2 separate regions of the Homo sapiens genome follow, and region 2 is linked to region 1. Evidence: read pairs that join two places in POLR2A ChIA-PET (ENCODE). Cell type or tissue: GM12878. All regions are shown on one strand.

Region 1 (2,500 bases):
TGGGGTCTTGTTATGTTGCCCAGGCTGGTCTTGAACACCTGAGCTCAAGGGATTCCTCCTGTTTTGGCCTCCCAAAGTGGAATTAGAGGTGTGAGCCACTGTGCCTGGCTGGGATTTGAAATTTAAAAAAAAAAAGATAACATTTATAAGCCTTATTTCTTGGCGTCATGTGGTTCAAGTGAACACCTTAGCTTGGTGATTTGCAGTTTCAACTTGACTGTGCCCTTTAACCAGAAATCCTGGGGTTGTTGAGACCTTTCCATGTAGTAGCCCAGATCTCATCTTCAATTTTGAGTCAAAATGGATTTTTGAGCGGTCCTAATAGTCACTGGATTCCTCTGAGGTACTATTTGTTGACATTTTTTTTTCTCCAAGCCTCTTTCATTTAGGCAGCCAAATTTTCCTCAGAGACTTCCATTCCTCATTTTCAAACCTTCCTGCCTCTTTTGCTTCCAGCTGGTTCCTGAACTTCGGTCTGACATTTCCAACAGTACCTCCAGCCTACAGCAAGTGTCCTGCCTTTGTGGCCTGTTTCCCGGCCATTGTCTGGCTTCTCTGTTCTTCATTCCCCTTTATCTCTACTCCTTCCCTCCTCCTCCCCAGTGCACAGGTCAGGCATTCAAGGGTGGACGTATCATGGACAACTCTGATTTGAGTTGTTTTCTCTGAAACAAATATTTGCATATGTGACCCTCCCCCACCCCGCCATTTACCATATGGCTTTTCCTCCATCTCAGCCAGAGGAACTCTCAAATTCATATATGTTTTTGGAAATGAAGTTTTCCCCAGATGGTCTCTCCAAAGCACCAAAGCAAGGTCAGAGTTTGTGCATTCCTTCAAAGGTTCTGGGCAGGAGTTAGAATTACTCGTGTTTTCTTACTCCCATCAGCAGTTATTTTGTCAGTGCACCTGATAATGGGACAAAACCTGAGTCTTTCTTAGCTAAAAACACACCAGTGTTTGAGGGAGATGTTGAACCATAAACTGGTGTCCCCAGGGAAAGGAGAGAAACCTGCTCAGTTGCTCAAATAATTTCAAACCAAAGCCCCTGAGGATACTTCCACAGGGAGAGAAAAAGAGTATGAATATTAGAAAGATGATGAGCCAGGTGTGCTGAAAAGTTTTCTTAGTCATTCTTAACCCTAGAAGGGGATGGGGGCAGCCCCACATCTCTACTGGGAAACATACTTCCCCTTTTAAATCAGGAAAGAAGAAAACAACAACATAGCCCCAAATAGAGAATGTTTTCTTTTGTAACTGGAAGCAAACATTGCTGATGGCTTTAACAGCTGTCTGCCAACGTGGCCTGAGCAGCAGGCAAGCTCAAACATTTTCTGAGATCAACATATGTACAGACGTACAGTATATTAGGTCAAATTATAAATCCAGGAATAAAAGAACAAATAAGTTTCGGCTTTCTCTAGGCTTCTGCATCCAACACCAGCTAAATTAGCCTCTGAAGCAGAGGAATCTGGATTCCAAATAGGCAGGTCTTCCAAAAGTTCAAGTCAAACCTCCCTCTGGTAGGAAAAGAAGGTGCCGTTGTAGATTAACTTGCTGATGACTGACCAGGTCCGGGCTGCTGGGCCCAGCCTAGCCAAGGCTTCCCTGTGTCTTAGCCCAGCAGACTCTGAGGATCTGCGTGCGGCAGGTTAACGTTAAGCCTGCCATTGACTTGATCTTTGACCCCAGTAAATCATTTAATATGCAGTGTGCCTTTGTCCATATGTTAATGTTTTGTGTAATTCGGATGAGAATTCCAGCAAGTCTGGGTGTGCCACCCATTAGGACTAAAGCTTTCCCTTTGGAGCTTCTAGGAGGAACCTTCTGGATAGCTACATTGCAGAAAGCTGAAGTACCTCGATGAACCTAATTGAAATGCCTGCAGATGGTGAGACCAGCCTTGCCTGAACTGTGACTGAGAAGTAAAAGAATGAATTTTTTCCTTTGTTATCAAAACTGACACAAAACTTTTAGTTTTGCCTTAGGGCAAGAAACCCACCAGAATGTAATAGGCAGGAGAATACTGGCTTCCACCACTCTACTAGTTATGGGACCTTGAACAAGTCACATTGGCTAAGCTTCCATAGATGTTAGTGGGTCATGAAATCAATGAAATAGATTGGAACTAAAAAAAAAATTTTTTCGAGATGGAGTCTTGCTCTGTTGCCCAGGCTGGAGTGCAGCGGCTCAATCTCGGCTCACTGCAACCTCCACCTCCTGGGTTCAAGCGATTCTCCTGCCTCAGCCTTCCGGAAGCTGGGATTACAGATTCCTGCCACCAAGCCCGGCTAATTTTTGTATTTTTAGTAGGGACAGGGTTTCACCATGTTGGCCAGGCTGGTCCGAACTCCTGACCTTAGGTGATCTGCCCTCCTCAGCCTCCCAGAGTGCTGGGATTACAGGTGTGAGCCATGGCGCCAGGCTCTAAAAAATGTTTTAATAAAATAAATTGAGTAGAATAGAAAATACCAGGGCTTAGTCCACAGTAAGGGGAAGT
Region 2 (2,500 bases), 89 kb before region 1:
AAAACTGTCTTCCATGAAACCAGTCCCTGGTGCCAAATATGTTGGGGACTGCTGATATATAGTCAAAAGATTAATACTGAGAATATTAAAAGAGGTGATGGGAGGCCAGAAGTGGTGGCTCATGCCTGTAATCTCAGCATTTTGGGAGGCCAAGGCAGGCAGATTGCTTGAGCCCAGGAGTTCAAGACAAGCCTGGGCAACAAAGTAAGACCCTGTCTTTACAAAATATGAAAAAAATTAGCTGAGTGTGGTGGCATGCACCTTTAGTTCCAATTACACAGGAGGGTGAGGTGGGAGGATCTGATCCCTTGAGCCCAGGAGGTCAAGGCTGCAGTGAGTTATGATTACACCACTGTACTCCAACCTGGGCAACAGAGCAAGACCCGGTCTCAGAAAAAAAAAAAAAAAGAGAGATGGAGGGGCACCCCTCCAGCATCCTGCCTTGGAGCCCACTTCCTCCCTACCCTGGGGGGGCGGGCGGAGGGAAGAGCGATCTTATAAATCACAGGCAAAAAGGTAGATAAATGAGTGAAAACTTGAACAAGTAATTTATGAAAAAATATACATGGCCAAATACATATGAAATAATGTTAAGCCTCTAGTAAGAATTGCAAATTAGGCCAGGCGTGGTGGTTCACACCTGTAATCCCAGCATTTTGGGAGGCTGAGGTGGGCGGATCAGTTGAGGTCAGGAGTTCGAGACCAGCCTGGCCAACATGGTGAAACCCCATCTCTGCTAAAAATACAAAAAAAGAAAATTAGCTGGGGGTGGTGGCGTGCACCACCTAACTACTCAGGAGGCTGAGACAGGAGAATTGCTTGAACCCAGGAGGCAAAGGTTGTGGTGAGCCAAGATTGAGATTGAGCCACTGCACTCCAGCCTGGGTGAGAGAGCAAGACTCCATCTCAAAAAAAGAACCAAAAAACAAAAACAAAACAAAACAACGGAAAAAAAAAAAACAAAAAAGAATTGCAAATTAGAGAAAAAACAAAGATAATTACAAACACACATAGTATTTAATGTGTGCCCAAGTGCTGTTCTAAGCACTTTCTATCAATTAGTTCACTTAACCCTCAAGACATTCCTACATATTTGATAATATTTTTCTAGGTATGATAATGGTATTATGATTACTATCTTTTTTTTTTTTTTTAAAGATGGAGTCTCGCTCTTGTTGCCCAGGCTGGAGTGTAATGGTGCAATCTCGGCTCTCTGCAACCTCTGCCTCCCGGAATCAAGCAATTCTTCTGCCCCAGCCTCCTGAGTAGCTGGGATTACAGGTGCCTGCCACCACACCTGGCTAATTTTTTGTGTTTTTAGTAGAGACGGGGTTTCACCATGTTGGTCAGGCTGGTCCCGAACTCCTGACCTCAGGTGATCCACCTGCTTCGGCCTCCCAAAGTGCTGGGATTACAGGCATGAGCCACTGCACCCAGCCCAGGATTACATTTAAAAAGTATCACTATCTTTTAGAGTACAGACTGAAATATTTATAGATGAAATTGTATGTCTGATATTTGCTTCAAAATAATATGGGACGGGAAAGTGTGTAGGGATTAATGGAGCAAGGTTAGCCAAGAGTTGGTAATTATTCTACTTTTGTATATTTTGAAAATTTCCGTTATAAAAACATTTTTAAAAAGCCACCATGGGCCGGGCACGGTGGCTCACATTTGCAATCCCAGCACTTTGGGAGGCTGAGGCGGGCGGATCACGAGGTCAGGAGATCAAGACCATCCTGGCTAACATGGTGAAACCCCATCTCTACTAAAAATACAAAAAAAAAAAAAAATTAGCTGGGCGTGGTGGTGGGCACCTGTAGTCCCAGCTACTTGGGAGGCTGAGGCAGGAGAATGGTGTGAACCTGGGAGGCGGAGCTTGCAGTGAGCCGAGATCGTGCCACTGCACTCCAGCCTGGGCGACAGAGTGAGACTCCGTCTCAAAAAAAAAAAAAAAAAAAAAAAAAGCCACCATGAGCCAGGCATAGTGGCTCATGCCTGTAATCCCAGCACTTTGGGAGACCAAGGCGGGCAGATCACTTGAGGCTAGGAGTTCAAGACCAGTGTGGCCAACATGGTGAAACCCCATCTCTACTAAAAATACAAAAATTAGCCAGGTGTGGTGGTGCATGCCTGTAATCCCATCTACTTGGGAAGCTGAGGCATGAGAATTGTGGGAGGCAGAGGTTGCAGTGAGCCAAGATCATGGCACTGTACTCCAGCCTGGGTGACAAAGCAAGATCCTGTCTCAAAAAAAAAAAAAAAAAAAAAAAGGTCACTATGAGGTTTGTATAGCCAAAATTACCCTCCTCCTTTTAGAGATAAGGAAGATGAGGAATAGAGAGGTAACTCACCAACATTACACAGCTAGTAGGAAAGGGACTGATGATTTGACCCCAGCCGTGTGGTCTGCAAAGTCGACCCCGTAATCACTATTTTATACTCACTCCCCAAATTAAATATCATTTTTTACCTATCAGAGTGGCAAAATTTTTCAAAA

The links. ChIA-PET counts read pairs that join two places held together with the same protein. Peaks named below come from ENCODE experiments on the same cell type or tissue, not always from the same donor. Only the 100,000 strongest peaks of a DNase experiment are listed, where the experiment ranks them.
Region 2: POLR2A ChIA-PET joins it to region 1 with 6 read pairs; 7 of 35 experiments call an interaction of 5 or more read pairs at or near these places.

What each region holds. Positions count from the first base shown.
Region 1 is chr10:101,724,410-101,726,909 of GRCh38, forward strand. The region is part of intron 1 of LINC03046 (long intergenic non-protein coding RNA 3046); the gene reads right to left. Among named protein-coding and RNA genes, the nearest start is that of LINC03046, 4.5 kb to the right of the region's middle. In GM12878, no CTCF peak of the experiment used is centred here; a DNase peak (open chromatin) is centred at 1,109; H3K27ac peaks cover 612 bases.
Region 2 is chr10:101,635,450-101,637,949 of GRCh38, forward strand. The region is part of intron 5 of FBXW4 (F-box and WD repeat domain containing 4); the gene reads right to left. Among named protein-coding and RNA genes, the nearest start is that of MIR3158-2, 35 kb to the left of the region's middle. In GM12878, no CTCF peak of the experiment used is centred here; no DNase peak of the experiment used is centred here.